Linked DNA regions of Homo sapiens: all the other regions are linked to region 2. A link is a loop called in an ENCODE intact Hi-C map of the cell type or tissue named here. Cell type or tissue: Calu3. All regions are shown on one strand. Links, peaks and the distances in the headings refer to the core of each region. The heading gives the core; the rest is flanking DNA. Region 1 overlaps LRP1B (LDL receptor related protein 1B). Region 2 overlaps LRP1B (LDL receptor related protein 1B). Region 3 holds the start of MIR7157 (microRNA 7157).

Evidence for each region. A loop is a pair of places that touch in the nucleus more often than their neighbours do. Peaks named below come from ENCODE experiments on the same cell type or tissue, not always from the same donor. Only the 100,000 strongest peaks of a DNase experiment are listed, where the experiment ranks them.
Region 1: it touches region 2 in a loop (2.9-fold over the local background); 3 of 110 quality-filtered maps call a loop at or near these places.
Region 3: a loop joins it to region 2, with 2.4 times the contacts of the local background. A loop is called at or near these places in 3 of 110 quality-filtered maps.

Annotation. Positions count from the first base shown.
Region 1 is chr2:140,861,346-140,867,397 of GRCh38, reverse strand. All of the region lies in intron 27 of LRP1B (LDL receptor related protein 1B), which reads left to right. Among named protein-coding and RNA genes, the nearest start is that of MIR7157, 280 kb to the right of the region's middle. In Calu3, for the core only: a CTCF peak has its summit at 3,454 (motif pointing right); no DNase peak of the experiment used is centred there.
Region 2 is chr2:140,691,964-140,698,015 of GRCh38, reverse strand. All of the region lies in intron 41 of LRP1B (LDL receptor related protein 1B), which reads left to right. Among named protein-coding and RNA genes, the nearest start is that of MIR7157, 110 kb to the right of the region's middle. In Calu3, for the core only: no CTCF peak of the experiment used is centred there; a DNase peak (open chromatin) is centred at 2,625.
Region 3 is chr2:140,583,451-140,589,502 of GRCh38, reverse strand. The region is part of intron 43 of LRP1B (LDL receptor related protein 1B); the gene reads left to right. It overlaps MIR7157 (microRNA 7157), which reads left to right and starts at 2,818; the gene lies at 2,818-2,877. RefSeq lists a silencer at 2,990-3,039. In Calu3, for the core only: a CTCF peak has its summit at 2,896 (motif pointing left); a DNase peak (open chromatin) is centred at 2,922.

The sequences.
Region 1 (6,052 bases), core at 2,104-4,603, 170 kb before region 2:
TACATATAAATATTTAGGGGCATCTTAATTCCTAAGATGCCCCTGTATATTTATTTTAAACTAAATCCCCTAATTTTTAGATTATTACCATGTAGCATATTGGGAAGAGAGGGGGTGGTACATGAGAAAGGGTGAACCATTTGCCTGAGTTCCTCTATTTTAGGAGAAGTGAGTTCACAGGCCCATATGTGCTACCTCTCCCCATGTATTCCGTATTTCACCTTTTGGTTCAACAGTGAACCCCATCTTGGTTTTGTGATTGTGTTTCCTCCACTCAATGTTTGCCAAGTGTTCCTATCCTAATTCTCACTTTTTGCCCCACTGGGATACCATGAGGTATCCCATTTGGTGTAACGTCAGCTCATCCTTTTATACTTTTTCCTCATTATATGTGATATAACCCTTGGAAATCTCATTTGAATGCAAACAATGACCCCTTTATTAGCATGTTTTCATTTTAGATTCATGATTCTTAGATGACAAGCTCTCTCTTGCATCTTCTCCTTCTCTTTCTTTTTCAGTGTGGAATAAGCAGACCTTCTAACTCATTGGCATGTAGGGCATTTGTTCCACACATCGAGCCTTATTTTTAAAATTTGTATTATAGTATCTTTTAGACTTGACTAAAACCAATTACCTCTCTGGTTGACAATATCACATGGCTCTCCTTTGTCTTTCTTCAGTGTGTTGCGTTCATTCTCCCTTGATACTATTTATTCTACCAAAATCTCATCTGCAAAATTTTCTGTGTCCTTTCTCTGACAATCTGATTGAATCTAGTTATTTTCCCAGATACTCTCAATTTCTCAGTTTCTATTTTCTTACATAATTGATCCTTCTTTGCTACATGGGAGTTTCTATACATATGGTTTCTATATCTACTGCTTACATAGGTGAGCAATAACTTTAATTTTTTTCTTCTACTCTTGACTTCTTTCACCTTATAAGCTAAAAAGCATGAGGACATTATAGAAAAAAGTATATAGATTAGTCATTTTTGCATTTAATAATGATTTAGTAGATATATTGAATTTGATTAAATTTAAATAAGGCAAGAAGTTATTATTCTGACCAGCAATGTGCCACTAGTATAATGAAAAAATACGCTTCTCTAGAATTTCCTTCAACAGAGGAATGCTTAGCTGTAAGCAAACACTGTAGATGACAAGCACTTATAAGATATGAATGGTTTTGATTATTTCAAGTGCAAAATTATTTACACAACTGTATTTTTGTCCCTCAGATTGTTTGGCATTTTGTAGTAATAATAATTTGTATGTTCAGTGCAATCTAAATGAACTGGACCATGAAAAATGGCCTTCATCTATGTATTGCATCATCTATGTATTGCATCATTCCTCCTCACCCAAAATAGGATCAATGTCCTTCTCCTTCATTTACTAACTGCACTGTCTAATTCGCCTGCATTGGCATGACCCTTAGTAAATTCATAGAACAGGAAGAACCACGATACTCTCAAGCTTTCCTGATATTTATGCATATATAGGAAAGAAACGAGACATTCATTGTCATTTTTTGGTGGGGGGAGGCATCCTTGACATCTTTCCTTAACTCAAAATATGATTTATATATGATTTTTCCTCTTTACATAAAATAAGCAAGATTTTACTATGTGGATGTAATTTAACATATTTTCCCAGGATTCAGGGCAAATATTCTAGTCTTTAAATACATTTAGAGAATATCACCTATGAAAAGAACTTGCTATTTCCTAAATGAAATTCAGTCAGTTTGCAATTTTGAGAGTGATCAGAGAACATTCTACCTTTCCCCATTATAAGGATCACTGAGCATATAATAATCATTATCTGTCCTGTTTATCTGCTTCAGTGAAGTAACACTTCCACTGCTAGGGAAAAAAGATGCAGGAACATATCGACTATTTTATTACCGAGGATAGAATTAAAATGAAAATGGTGACAAAGGCTCAGCATTAACACAAATACAATAATAATAGCCCGTATTCTGGTGAATAATAACATGATGTTCATGAAACAAATAATAAATTTAAAAAATACATGACATTCAGTACTATAAAATTGAAATATATCTTTCACAAATTAAAGAAATAAAGGTTACAAATACTATTTGCCATTATCTAATCCTCCAAGTAGGAAATTAATAAAAGTTTCAGCACCAGTTTTCTTACAAGTAAGCATTCATTATGCACACAAAGTTCCAAATTGGTTATTGGATATTTAAGCAGAATATTTTAGAAATATATTTTAGATCTCTTTGGTTTTTAATGTTGTTGTTATATGGGATTAGGAAGAAACAAACCACAGCTTAAACATATGCAATATGAAGGAGCAGTAGTGGGTATTTTAAATATTAATTAGAAAAATTTACAGCATGAGGGAGCCAAGCTTAGAATTAATGGCATGGCCTGGGTTCAAATCCTAAACATATGATTTATTAATTGCGTGATGTACCCTTCATCATTAGCATAGTTTTATTTCAGATTCATGAGTCTCAGCTATTAATGTGTTATTGGACATTATTGGCAAGTTATTTAACTTCTCTGTATCTGCTTTTTCAAACTGGAGATAATGTATCTAAATCATAGGATCTTGTAAACGTTGAGTTTAATCACCATTTAACACAATGTAGGTTTTTCTTTAAGTTAAAAATATATAATTCACGAAGCCATCTAATCTAACTATATTTTTATCAGTAAAATACAACTATTAATTAAGTTTCAGGTATATTAAAAAATAATAGCAACAATAACACTCATTTACAATAAACACTTTTTGGGTCATGTGTTAGTTTTTCTTTGGATAATGAGATCTGGGATTATATAATGAAGCATTAAATAAAAATGGTTTTGTGATTATGACTTTGTAATATAAATGTGCACTTATATCATTTTTATTAGTACTTTACAGTTGTTAGTCTCAATGTGTGCAAAGACTTGCAGGAACAATTCTCCATCTAAGACTCCTTCTCACACATACCAATTATAAATTCTTATACTAGCTCAAATTTTACCTCCTCTACATTCATAGTTAACACCATAAGGACTCAGCATTTAAAGCTTGTATGGTTATTTATTTATTTATTCATTAATCATTTCCTAACTCTGTCTTACCTACTCGCCTAGATTATAAAATATTTAAGGAACAGTGTTTCATTTATTTCTTTGTGTCAACTATAGAGTCTAGCTAAGTCCTTGATAACAATATCGATAATTATAATAGCAGCTAACTTGATTATCATTGCATTTCCGTGAGAAAAATTGTTAGCCATCCAGTTTCACAGATGAGGAACCTAAGACAGAGAAATACTAAGTAAATTGCTCAAGGTCTAACAGCCAGGGGATAATCGTTCTGTTATCTGAACAGAAGTCTGAAGCCAAGCTTTTGTTTTACTCACTGCATTCTGCAAGCAGAAGACATTAAATGCACATATATTCCTCTTGGAATTGTTGCATCATATCACCAGATGGCAGTAGAGAGTCATGTTTTCTTGACATTCTCCTTGGACAAACTTCCTTACCTTCCTGGAGTTTATAGTCTAAGAGGAGGAACAGACTAAATTAACAATTAGGATAGATACAATCATTGTTATGATAGATGGATTTTGAATGTAAGAGTATAGTAAATGAAATTTAAAAGTAGCAGGGTGTGGTACTAAAAACGAAACAAACCTTGGGATTAGCTAAGTTTAATTCTTCCCTCATGTCAGTCACTAGCCATGTTACCTGAGGCAAATTACTAACTTGGAGGGGTTGCATTTTCACATTTGCAGATCGAAGCAGCAAGTGAGGAAAGAATAAATCAGAGACAAGATTGGGCAGGGGTCAGATCATGCTCACACTCAAATAATATCCCCACAAAGAAATACACAGTTTTTTCCTCTGGGATAAATGGTTCCAATGATGTTAAACATAAGTGTGCATTAAAATTAATGGAGGGCTTATTAAAACACATATTGGGGGGCGTTACCCAGAGATTCTGATTCAGTAGGTCTTAGGTGGGGTTTGACATTTTGCATCTTTAACAAATTCCCAGGGGATATGATGCTGCCTTCAGAACCATTCCTCTAAGAAAAGGAGAGAAACAATTTTTTAAAAAATGGTCAAAGGAGTAAAAAGAACAGATTTGCATGATAGAAATTTGTAAAGGATTGATTGGAGAGACAGGATTGAAGTGTATATGTGTGTGTATGTATGTATAGAATATATATGTGTGTGTGTGTAACACATATATATATATACACACACACAGACACACAGAGATAGAGAGATTGATTTTAGAAAGTAACTCATATGCTTATGGAGGCCAAGAAGTTCCACAACCTACTGTAGGCAAACAGGAGAACCAGGAAAACCAGTGGTGTAACTCAATCCAAATCTGAAGGCCTAAAAACCAGGAAGGGTAGGTGGATAATGGCATAAGTCCAGGTCCAGGAGTTCACAGGCCCAGGAACCAGGAGTGCCAATTATGGAGTGTAGGATAAGATATATGTCGTAGCTCAAACAGGAAACAAACTTGCCTTTCCTCTACCTTTTTATTCTATTTCGGCCTTCAACAGATTGGATGATGCTTCCCTGTAATGGCAAGGGCAGGAAACTTCTAACCCAGTATACTAATTCATATACTCATCTCTTCCAGAAACACACCCAGAAATAACATTTTACCAGCTATCTAGACATTCTCTAGACTAGTCAAATTTACATATAAAGATAACCATTACAGGAAGCTACTTCAGTAGATCAGGAGGTGGCTGATGCCAAAATCTGGGAGATGCTTGTAGGTGAAATGGTCTCTGATGAGATATACTTAGAGTTGAAATCATTAAAAAGTGGTGATAGAGATTTGAGTGGGAAACCTGGGGAAAGGAGGAAGAATATGGGATGGCTTTAAGAGAGAGGGTCAGCAAATGTATTCTGTGAAAGGCCAAATAATAATAATGAATATTTGAGGACTTGTGGGCCATGTGTTCTCTGTTGCAGTTACTCTGCTGCAGTTGTAATGTGAAAGCAGTCATATGGGAAATGAATAAGTGTGGCTGTGTGCCAATAAAACTTAATTTCTGGACACTGAAATTTGAATTTCATACAAGTTTTATGTGCCATGAAATAGTATTCTTCATTTGGTTTTTTTTTCCAACCGTACAAACAAGTTGCTCACCGGCCAGTATTAGCCTTTAGGCCATCATTTGCAGACACTTCACTTAAAGGATTATCTGAAAAATTAAACTTTGAAATGTGCTGAATTTGAGATACTTCTGGGATACAGTTGAATATTTAAGGCTAAAAAGGAAGGAAGCTTTGGTCTAAAACTAGAACTTTCATAGTTATTCAATTGTAGATTGAAGGCAAAATGTAGATAAGATTTCTTAAGAGTATTACAGAAAATGAAAAAGGGCAATGATAGAGCCTTGGAAACTGCAACACTAAAAAGGAAGGCAAAGAAGAATGCTCAGAAAAAGGGCACCAACAGATTTCAGGACAAAAAGAGAAAGCGTGTGCATGCGCACACACACACACAAAAGGAACAGTTTCAAGCTAACACTAGCCAACAGTATTTGCTTTTGTAGAAAAGCCAATAAAAATAAAGACATAAATGCATTCATTGGATTTGGCAACCTGGAAAAAGGTCAGTGATAATTTTAGTGAGAGCAATTTCAGTGGGTTTGTTTGCATATGTCCTCGTGATCCTAAATAGGTCTGACATTAGCTATTAGTATAACTTTCAACTCTTTTTACTACAAAATATAATTTACTAAATAGAACTAGATTGTTCAGTCAAACAGTAAATTCCAAAAAAAATACCTTCATAGCAATCAGCTTAGTCTAGAGCCAGATTGCTTGGGTTCAAATTCCAAATTTGTCAAATCCTGACTTCTTGTGCATTAGTATTAGTTTGTTTCTCTACATTAGTATTTGTTTGTTTGCTTGTTTGTAAATCTGTAAAATGGAATTGTTATAAAGATTAAATACATCAGTCTTTCTCTTTGTTTTTTGAGATGGAATCTCACTCTGTCTCTCAGGCTGGAGTGCAGTGGCACGATCTTGGCTCACTGC
Region 2 (6,052 bases), core at 1,367-3,866:
GTGTACACTCAATCTTTTTTGGTATATTTCATTATAATTTTTAAAATTGGGGCAAATATACATGTATATCCACATATATAAAATAACATTTGAGATTTTACCCATTTTTAAGTGTACAATTCAGTGGCTTTTATTACATTTCCAGTATTTTGCAGCCATCAACACTATATTTCTAAAACTTTTTCATCACTTCAAATAGAAACTCTGTGTAAGGCAATATCTCCCCATTTCCCCCTTTCCCTGGCCCTTGGTAATGGATATTTTCTGTCTCTATGAATTTTCTAATTCTAGATATTTCATATAAGTGGAATCATCATGTATTTGTCCTTTGCGCCTGGCTTGTTTCACTTAGCATAGTGTTTTCAAGGTGCATCCATGATATAGCATATATTGGAACTTCATTCTTTTTATGGCTGAATAATATTTCACTGTATGTACATACCACATATTTTTATCCAGTCATTTGTTTAAGGACACTTGGGTTGTTTCTACAATTGGCTATTATGATTAATGCTGCAATGAACATTGGTGTACAAATATCCAAGATAAGATGATGAAAAAAACGAGAGTGTTGTAATGCTAATACATATATATGTATATATATATTCATATAATAGAGTATTAAAAGTAGGATTTATATTTCATGAGATCACTCAGTGTTATGTTTAGGTCTGATGAACTGTAAGGGTTGTGAGTGCCGTGTCTGAAGGCAAAGATGCCCTAGGAGGTTTTGTCATATTTTAGATCCTGTTTCAACCGTAGTAAATTAAACTGAAAACATTTTAATTAAAGTATACATACAATCAAATCACTCTAATTCTGTCATCCAAAATCAAAGCCAGTAGAATCCATGACACTTTACTGACTGTAGGGAAGTGTTGAAACATATGTAGGGAAGTGAAACATGATGGCCAAGAGTTTGAAACATCGGTCGAGCCCAGGGTTCAAATCACAGTTTGCTGTTTGTTTCCTCTGTACTTCTATGTGTTTATTTCCTTACCTACAAAATGGAAAATCAACCCATACATTTTCTATGAAAATTTTATGAGAAAGTGTATCTAAAGAATATATAAATAAGCATGATTTTAATATAAAATTATTGTACTGTATTTGTGACACATTTGTGGATCATTTAGGACAGTGGTCCTCAACCTTTTGAACAACAAGAACTGGTTTGATGGAAGATAATTTTTTCATGGACGAAGGCAGGGGATGGTTTTGGGATGAAACTGTTCCACCTCAGATCATCAGGTAATAGTTAGATTCTCAAAAGGAGCACACAATCTGGATCCCTCATAATAGGGTTTGCGCTCGTATGAAACTCTAATGCCATTGCTGATCTGACAGCAGGTGGAGCTCACATGATAATGCTGAGTCACCTGCTGCTCACCTCCTGCTATTCCTCCTGGCTCCTAACAAGCCATGGACCAGTACTCATCTGTGGTCCAGGGGTTGGCAACCTCTGATTGAGGACAATGATTTTTGTCTTAAATTATTTTTAGCATATGAATTAGAGTAGTTAGACAATCAGAAATAATTACAATAATTATAGATATAAAGTAGTGCATTAAGGTCTGACTAAAACTTAAAAAATATAATTAGTCTGTATTGATAGTTTATACGAATCTTTCTGAATATCCTCCCTACCACACCCCACCTCCTGCCAAGAAGTTGCCCTTTGCTTAACCATTGCAATCCTCTCTGAAAGCTTTTTAGGTGAATGTATAGTTTAACTTGCCAGACCAAAAAAGAAAACAGACAAAACAAATCAAAACTAAAACCCTCAAAACACCCAGTTATTGGCACATATAAATAAATATAAGTAAGATGTAAAATGTGTTTCCATCTAGGTATTCCATTTTATTAAATCTGAAAAACTATATGTTCTTTTGTTATATCTCTAACTTGTTACCCAAAATTATTTTCATGTTTTTAAGTATTCATGTTTTAAGTATTTAACTAGATTCATATTTTTAGGTGTTAAAAATATCAGAGAGTTCTAAATTTCACTATCAGATTCAGACTTTGATCCTTCATATAGCTGAATATAAGAAATGGATGGGATAAAGGCTTTCTTCTTTAACTTCCCAATTCACATAGAATGAACATTTTGGCCTCAGGTTTAAAAGATGACAATAGCCATAAAATACAATTCAATATTTATTAAGTGCTTACAGTGTGCCATAGATTATTAGGTATGAGCGAATAAGGATGAAAATGTCTTCCTTCTACCCTTTGGAAGTTCACAGTATAAAAAGAGGAAAATGCAGTAGTTCACTTTTCCTATGAAGAATCAAGATACCTGGTGAAGACACTGTTAAAAGTCTACACTTTTAGGCCATTTCTGACTTTAAAACCACAGTAACGATTTATAAAATATATTTAAAATGAAAATTAGAGATAGCTAATCTCAAAAAGCAAGATAGACTTTTCTTTGAGTGATAAACAGAACAGAAATACAAAGCAGAGAAAATGACTGAAACAGAATTCTGAGATTCCAGGCTACATAGATGCTACAGAGAGACAGCATCTAAAAAGAATTTACTTAATCCAAGGACTGGGGAATACTGCCCCACAGGGAAGCAAGCCTGAAATAAAGCTGTGCCATCTACTGTTAGGCCAATGACTTGTAGGAAGTGACTAACCCTAGAAGCTTAGAGGCCACAGAAACTGCCTTATGACCAGCTCTGATGCAAGTCCATTGCAAGTTATTGACTCTACAAGCTCTCATATGCTCTGTGGAGCAAAAACTCAAATGAATTATGAAAGAGAGGGCTGCAGTTTAAGACGCAGAGGCTCAATGAAGTCCACTCTAAAACCACCCAGTAGAGAGAAGTGAGTACTAAAAGAGAGGTTAAAAAATAACCCCTTTAGGATGCTCAAATTCAATTTCCACAACACATGGATTCTTAAGAAAGACAGCTTAAAAAACCCCACCAAGCAGAAGATGAATGAAAATGAAAATGATAGGAGAATCTGAAGAATATTTACTTGGGGTTCATCAAAGAAGCAAAGAAAAAAAAAGTATGAAAAGAACAAGAAATAGGGACATCCAGGAGGCCAAATATACATATGTAAGAAAAAAATTTGTTAAAATTAAAACAATTGAATATCTTGGAAATAAAAAAATATGATCACTATAATTAAAATTAAAAAGTAATCTTTATTGATAAAATAAAAATTATATTGTACTAGTGAAAGTGATAATGCATAAATAAGATGCTAATTCATTAATAAGAAATTAATTAATGTTAGAGGCAGTAAGATACAAAAAACATGAGAACACTTGTGAAACTTGGAGGATAAACTAATAGATTTAATAGTCTTTTAGCTAATAAATGTTGACAAATGGCAAAGAAGAGACAGATGATAGAAAAGTAATACTCAAAGTGATAATGACACAGAGTTTACTAGAAATGAAGAAAGAAATGTCTCTAGATGGGAAATTTGCTGTAAGCGTTAAGAATAATTAAATTAAGTCAGCAATTGAAGTAAAACTGCAGAAGATCATGAAAAAGGGAAAATCTTAAGATGCTACCAGAAGTAGTAGACACTATCTGCAGAAGGAAGACAATGGTATTTAAACAGACTTCTCATCAGCAACAAGAGTAAAATCTTCAGACTACTAAGGAAATACATAATTCTATAACTGAATTATTAAAGATGGAGGGAAATAACATTTGTTTTAGGAATATAAAGTCAGTAACAATATATCTATGTATTCCCACTAATTAAAAAAATATAAAGTAATGGCGTAAGGAACTTAACAGCTTCAAACTTAAACTAGTGTCCTTAAATGCCTGTAATCTAAGTTAACAAATTTCACATTTTACACTGTAGCTAAGTATATATGTTTCTGTTTTACCAAAGAATATGCTTATTTAGTGGGATGCATTCTGATGTTTTGTTTTAACTAAACATAGCATATTTTTTAAAAAAAGCAAATATTGCTTAATATAAATTCAAATGGTGTCCCTACATCCAATGACTAATCGAGAAATGTGATTAGGCCTGGAGCGGTGGCTCATGCCTGTAATCCCGGCACTCTGGGGAGCTGAGGTGGGTGGATCACTTGAGGCCAGGAGTTCGAGACTAGCCTGGCCAAAATGGCAAAACCCTGTCTTTACTAAAAATACAAAAATTAGCTGGGCATGTTGTCGTATGCCTGCAATTCCAGCTACTCAGGAGGCTGAGATATGAGAATCAGTTGAACCTAGGAGGCAGAGGTTGCAGTGAGCCAAGATTGCACCACCATACTCCAGCCTGGGTGACAGAGTGTGACTCTCCACGCCCCCCCGCCACCCACCCCAAAAAAAGTAATGTGATCTTAAAAAAGCTATTCTTAAGCTAGTAATAACAACAAAGTATTCACAAAACATTAACATAGAAAATTTTAAAATGTTTATGAAGGACATAAAAGATAATCTTAAAGGGGGAGAGTGTTACTTTCATGATGCAAAAAGTCAATTTCCATAGCCATGGAAAATTATCCCAAATTATCTGTAAATTTAATGCAATTCAAAATGCCAAAATGTCTCAGTGTGGTGGCACACACCTGTTGTTCTAGATCCTTCGAAGGCTGAGGTGGGAGGATCTCTTGAGTCCAGGGTTTTGAGGCCATAGTGAGCTATGATTGCACCACTGCACTCTAGCCTGGGTGACAGAGTGAGACCCTGTTTCTAAAAACAAACAAAAAGCAGCCAAAATGATATTTTAATGAAACTGCACATGTTGATAGTAGAATTCACATAGAAGAGCAAAATATCACCAATTGCCAAGGCAATTTTAAAGAAATATAAATTTGTAGTCTCTCCTTGACACAATTGTCTTTATTATTAAAAAGTGAAAGTAATTAACACAATATGATATTACCAATAAAAAACAATTAAATGAAAAAGAACAGAGGGCTCAGAGGCAGATCCATATTTATATATAACTTTTATGTAAATTGATTATACATTGCCTAGTTAGCATTACAAATAAATTGAAAAATAATGAATTTAATGAATTATACTAGAACAATTTATATGCAAAAAATGAAACAAAATGTTATCTCCAACTCAAACTATATTCAAAAATTCAAGTATTTTAATGGTGCAAATATGATGAGCTTTTTAATATCAAAGAATACAGAATATCTTTATAAACTCAGGGTAAGAACAGATTTCACAAATGATACACAAAAATCAGGAAGTATAAGTTTAGTATATTTTATCTCATTGAAATTAAAAACTCTTTGCAGCAGAAGCTATGTAGAAATTTAAAAGACAAAACAAAACACTAGTGGTGTATAGTTGCAATCCTTAAAACCAACAAAGGATTACAACTGAAGTTTATAACATACCATTACAGAGATGAAGATAAATATGGACAAGTTATGCTAGGGGACAGAAAAGGAAATATAATCATACTAAAGTATAGTCAATCTCTCCAACTATTAAGAAAATTTATAATGAAACAGTGAGATTTTTCCACCCATAATTTGTGAAAAGTTTTTAAAAGTTTTGTAATGAGAAAAAACCAGACTTTCACACACAATTGATGAAAATTACAATTTTGTACAACTACTCTGAAGAGCTATTTGTAACATTTTGAAATTTTGAAATGGTTCATATACTTTCACCTAGCAATTCACACTTTTAGAGAGAATAATGGTTCATTGTGCAGTACTTAAAAAAAGAACTAGTGCTACATCTATTTACATAGTTATCTTAAACACAATTTGATTAAAACAAATAATACAACACAATAAAAATATTCTCAAATGATATGGTTGATGTGATATTGAAAACTATGTAAACAATACAACATATTGTTTTTGAAATAACATAGTAATATTTTCAAATTTTAGCAATTTTTTGATAATTATATAATCATTACGTGAGGCGTTTTCATTAGAAACAGAAGGCAACTCCCTGTACTAATTTTTGAAACTTTTCTGTAAGCCTAAAATTAGTTCAAAATTTAAAAATTAAGCACATTAAAAATCATACACCATCAACATCTTGCTTTCTCTGGAGAGATAAAAGAAAAAAAGAAATGGTATTGAGAG
Region 3 (6,052 bases), core at 1,709-4,208, 110 kb after region 2:
GAATATCTGTGTACTGATTCTAGAATGAACATAATTCTTCACTCTCTGTAATAAATGTCTAAGAGTTCAATCACTGGGTCATACATTAGTGGCTTGTTTAGTTTTTTTTTAAGAAACTGACAAACTGCTTTCCAGAATGACTGTACCATTTTACATTCCCACTTACAGTTTATGAGTTATTTATATATTCTAGATGATACTTTTTTGTTGGCTATGTGGTTTGTAAATATTTTCCCCCACTTTGTAGTTTGTTTTTCCATTCTTTTCACATGAGATTTATGCTGAGCAAAATTTATTTTGATTATTTTTAATTTATATTTCTTTGTCATGGTTCATGCTTTTGATGCTAAGACTAAGAATTCTTTGCCTAGCCTTAGATTCCAAAGATTTTATTCTATTTTTTCTAAAAATGTTATAGTTTCACATTTCACATTTACATTCGTAATTCATTTTGAACTTATTTTTGCATTTGGTCAGAAACTTAGGTCAAGGTCCACTTTTTTGCCTATGGATGTCCATCTTTTTTTTTTTTTTTTCTTTGAGACGGAGTCTCGTTCTGTTGCCCAGGCTGGATGGAGTGCGTGGTGCAGTCTCGGCTCACTGCAACCTCTGCCTCCTGGGTTCAAGAGATTCTCCTGCCTCAGCCTCCCGAGTTAGCTGGGACTACAGGCGTGTGCCACCACACCCGGCTGATTTTTTGTATTTTTAGGAGAGACAGGGTTTCACCGTGTTAGCCAGGCTGATCTCCTGACCTCGTGATCCACCCGCCTTGGCCTCCCAAAGTGCTGGGATTACAGGCACGAGCCAATGCACCCAGCTGGATGTCCATCTTTTCTCTAATTGCTTGTATACTTTTTTCAAAAATCATTTGGGCATAATTGTAGGTGTCTATATTGGGGTTCCCTGTTCTTTTCCATTTATTTAATGAGTTTGCCACTCTGTCAATAACACACAGCCTTGATTTTCAAAGTTATTTTAGTTATTTTATTTTCTTTGCCATTTTGCATAAGTTTTAGAATAATCTATCCACATCTACAAAATGTCTTTCATATATCTATAGTGTCGTCAGGTATATTCTCTGTCTAACTTTTTTAGCAGTTGCTTTAGGTACTGCAGTATATATTCATTACTTATCAGTCTACAAGCATCACCATTTACCCAGTAAAGCGAAGCATAGAAACTTTACATCCCTTTATGTTTCTTTAGCCTCCCCTGTTTGTAATATAATTATCTTCAAGATTTACTCTGCACACAACAGTGTTAGATTTTTTTTGCTTCAACCATCAAACAACTTAGAAAACTCAGTATAAGGAAAGCCTACTTTTATGTACCCGTATTTTTGCTCACAGTGTTCTTTCTTTTTTCTTGATGTTCACAGGCTTCTTCTTTAATTGCTTACTTCCCTATTGCTTTCGAAAATTCCTTTTGTCCATTCTTTGCCATCTGTTGTGGCATATTATCTTAATTTCCTTTCATCTGAGACTGTTTTGATGTTCTCTTTATTTCTGATATTTTCACTTGGCATAGGTCACTGGGTTGACAGTTTTCATTTCATATTTGAGAAATATTGGGCCACTTCTTTCTGTTCTCTGTGATTTCTGATGAGATATCTATTATTATTAAAATTGTTTTCTTCTATGTAACATGTCATTTCCCCCTCGCTGCTATTAAGATTTGCTTCTTGTCTCTAGTTTTCAGAAGTTTATTTTTATTTTTAATCAGCAAATAATAATTGTGTATATCTCAGGAGTACAAGGTGATGTTTTGATATATGTATGTATTGTGGAATGATTCTTCAGGCTAATTAACATGTTAATCATAACACCCATGTACTTACTAATTTTTGTGCTATTTATCTCCAAAGTTAATTTCTCGTGTCTAACTGGAAATTTGTATCCTTTGACCAACATCTTATTCCCCATCCCATCTTCACTCCAGCCTTTGGTAGCTACTATTCTACTCTCTACTAATAAGAGTCTGACTTTTTAGATACCACGTGTGAGCTCATGAAGTATTTGTCTTTCTGTGTCTGGCTCATTTCATTTAGCATAATGTACTCCAAGTTCACCCATGTTGTCACAAATCACAATTTCAGAAGTTAAATTATGATGCGTCTTGGGTTTATAGTCTCTGAGCTTTAGTCTGCTTCTCGAATCTGTAGGTATATGTCTCTTGCCAGATTGGTGGTTTTCAGCCTTGACATTTTTCAAGTCCTTTTTAGCCCCACGCTTTCTCCTCTCCTTGTAGGACTCTTTGACATGAATGTTAGGTCTTTTACTATAGTCTCACAGGTCACTGGAGCTTCGTTCAGTTTTCTTTCTTTCTGCTTTTTCTTTGTTGTTGTGACTGGCTATTTTCTATTATTCTACTTTTTAGTTTACTGACACATCTTCCATTTCCTCCATTCTGCTGTTGAGTTTATTCACTGAACTTTTTATTTAAGTTATTTTACGTTCAGTTCTAAAATTTCCATTTTGTTCCGGTTTCTTTCTTCTATTTTTTTTACTGAGATTTTCCATTTCTTTCCTAAAGCCTTTATTTTTAAAAAAATTTTATTATAGCTACTTTTAAATCTTTTTCAGATAATTTTTACACCCCTGTCATCTTGGTGTTGGCATCTATTAGTTGTGATTTTTTCAGTCTCTTTGAAATCTTCCTAGTTCTCGGTATGATGAGTAATTTTGTTTGAACTTGAACATGTTCTACTGCATGTATCTCCGTATTTTCAACCCTTCTGTTTTTAACTGTCTTTCCCTGACATCGGTCTAGGAGGGGAAAGTGAGGGGTGCTACCCTATCGGAGTAGCAGGTCCCCCATTCAGCATTCATTGGCACCAGAGATGAAATTGGGACTCCTCTGTGCTACTGGATGAAGAGTGGGAGTTCAGGCTACCTAGATGGCCTCTACAGTGTCACCTAGAGGATGATGGTGGAAGTCCTGACCCTCCAGTGAGCTGCTTCTGACACCACCTCAGCAGAGAAGGGGTGGACACTTCATTACCATCAGGGGTGTGTGGAAGCCCAGGATCCCCACTTGGCCTTTGCTGGTGTGGGTGTGTCACAGCCTTTTTCCTGTGGTGGCTGGCTATAGTAAAGTTTTCTGCTGTGCTTGCTAGGTTGTTTCTTTCCTGGTCTTTTAGCTAGAGAGAGCAGATTATTATTTTTATTTTTTCTGTGTATGTTGCCATTTCTGGGTTGCCAGCTTATACGATTTGAGTCTGAGATATATGAGACAAAATGACACTTAGGAAACACACTTCCATGGAATTTCTTGGTCCCAAGATACCCAGCTGGGTTGCTTTTTCTCTCTACTTTTATAGTCACCTTATGTTTGTTTTATGTATAATTTCTAGAGTTTTAAGTTGTACATAAGGATCAAGAAATGTCTGTCTAGTCCATTTTTCTAGGAGCATAAGTTAGTGTGCTCATAGATTTTTAGACATTCAGAATAGAAAAAAAGGGAAACATCTATTTGAGTTTTTTTAAAGACACTTTTAAAGATCTAAGCTGATTTATGTTCTATAAGTCTGTAAAACAAGGCCCTTGCATTGCCAATGAATTTAAACAGGAATAAGACTTATTAAAGACTTATTAAACACACATGATATGGCATGAGCTGCAGGCCAAAGACATTGAAATCACTGATTTTCCACCTAAGGGAAATAAAGATTATGAAAATAAAGATGGTTGATTGTGTTGTCTAAATTTTATTGTCTTTAATGATAATGTGTAGATGTGATCACAGAGTATATAATAAAGTTTATATGAATATATGACATTGCCAAATATAGGTGTCTAAGTGAGAATAAGAAATAAGTGAAAAGAAAACTAAAATTAGTGTTAGATAACATTGTTTCAGTGTTGGACTGGTTCAAAAAAACTGTGTGATCTTGAGCAATTATTTTAATCTTTTTGAATCTCAGATTTGACATTTTGGGCTAGACTTAAAATTATTTTCCAACTCTAAGATCAGCCATTTGATATATATTTTATAACACATTCATATACATAAGAAGATGGTGCCACATCTTGAATATTTTAGACATGGAGGCAGTCTTGGTAGTAAAATAGAACATACTGCTTTTCAGGAAGCAGTATGATGTGGGAGAAATTAATAAACTTAGATTGTTTAGACATGAATTTGAAACTTAGATATAAGACCTGTTGTTTAGTAAGCCGAGGACATTTCTTAATCCTTCTACACCTTAATTTCTGCTGTAGAATATGACTAATAGTTTATGCCTCATAGGATGCATTTTGAGGAGTTAAAACGTTAATTCTTGTAAATCCCCCCTTGAATTATGAAATTTAAAAAATAAACCAAGTTTAAAATTGTGTAACTACATTCACTACACACATACACATTTGTATAAACATGAATGATAACTATATAATTAATCATAAGTTGCCTCATTTCCTCTTTTGTAGGAATAATAACATCTAAAGAAAGGCAATTTGTTTTTCATCTTTGTATCTCCAAAAGCAATATACCCAAAGTCTGATGCATTGCTATGTTCAGCAAAATTCACTGAAGAAATGAGTATACGAGTAAATAAACTAAAAGACAAATTATAAAAAGGATGCTCTGAATAAAATGAAAAAAACAAAGAGCTTAAAAAAAAGAAAAGGCCAAAATCAAAATTTTGCTATTTTGAAGGCCTCAGCTATCCAGGGTAACTGATATTCCTATCCAGTAAGATAGGAATGATATTGCAGTAGGCTTAATAGTGTTTATTTCTTACACAATTCCTTTGATTTAAGTCCACATACATTTCAGTGATGGTTCAGCTTGGTTAGTCTTGCAAATTAAAGTATTACTGAAGCCAGACTGTCTGAAAAGAGATGTGTTCTTACAGAAGAATAATGGTCAGTATCTAGGGCAACTAGTGTATTCATCCAGAAAATAACTGGTGTCCCTTCAGCATGAGATACTGATACTGATGGATTGATTTAACATTTCCTAGAAACTTTCAATTTTTAGGCATCAGATAGAATTTATCAAAAGGCCAGCAGCCACCTCTCCTACCTGCCTCATTGTATAAATTCATCTACAAAGATTAAAATAACAGATAGCTAACAAAAGCCATTCTGCTCATATATATATATATATATATATGAGCACATTTCTTCCAAATTAACTTTGCTTACAAACTGAACAGAGGGAGAAGCATACAAATAAGCTTAAAAATATTTCCTTTGGTGAAATAATTGAGCAGATAAAAGGAAAAGTAGTTTTAAAAGTTTCATGTTTGAATTCATAAAATTCTCAAATAACTTATATTAATTTTTCTCTTCTCTGAATTTCTTATTTTTTGTATTGTTCTTGAGCAGGTTATAATGTGTTTTTTGTAAGTTTTACACATAAGAAAACTAACATGAATTTATTTGAGCTTGAGGCAATATTTCCCTGTGTTTGACTCTCTGAGAACATTTAAAATGATAAAAAAGATTAAAACTAATTATTATTTTAACCATTTAAATATTATTTAAACTAGTTTACAATAAAAACTCAGGTATTGTATGACTACAGCTAAATAACTCAAGCATGTGCTTTTTCTGAACTTCCTAGCAACCAAGACATTATGGGAAGACTGTTAAGTTATACAGTGCTTTGATTTGATAGAAGAGAACAAAACTGTTTAGCAGAAAAGTCATTTTTTTATAGTCCTTTGATTTAAAATGTTATTATAACAAGATCTTTTATTTACACAGGAATTTTGAGAATATAAAAAAATAAAAATCAAGATGCTAAATTATTTCTAGCAGCACATAATAATAAATAAGTCATCAAAAGGAATATGGTTGACCATTAATATATAAAATACATTTAATAATGTACAATTACATTGTTAAATTACTAAAAGAAGCTAACATTTAAAACTAAAGTCAGTAAGATACATGACCTTAATTATTGCATAATTATGAAATGTTAAGAAATAAAAACAGAGAAAATATAAATAATATAAGTAAAGACGTATCTTAGAGGGAAGAAAAACTAAATAGTTTTACACATATTAAAGGAGAAACTGGCTGGGCACAGTGGCTCACGCCTG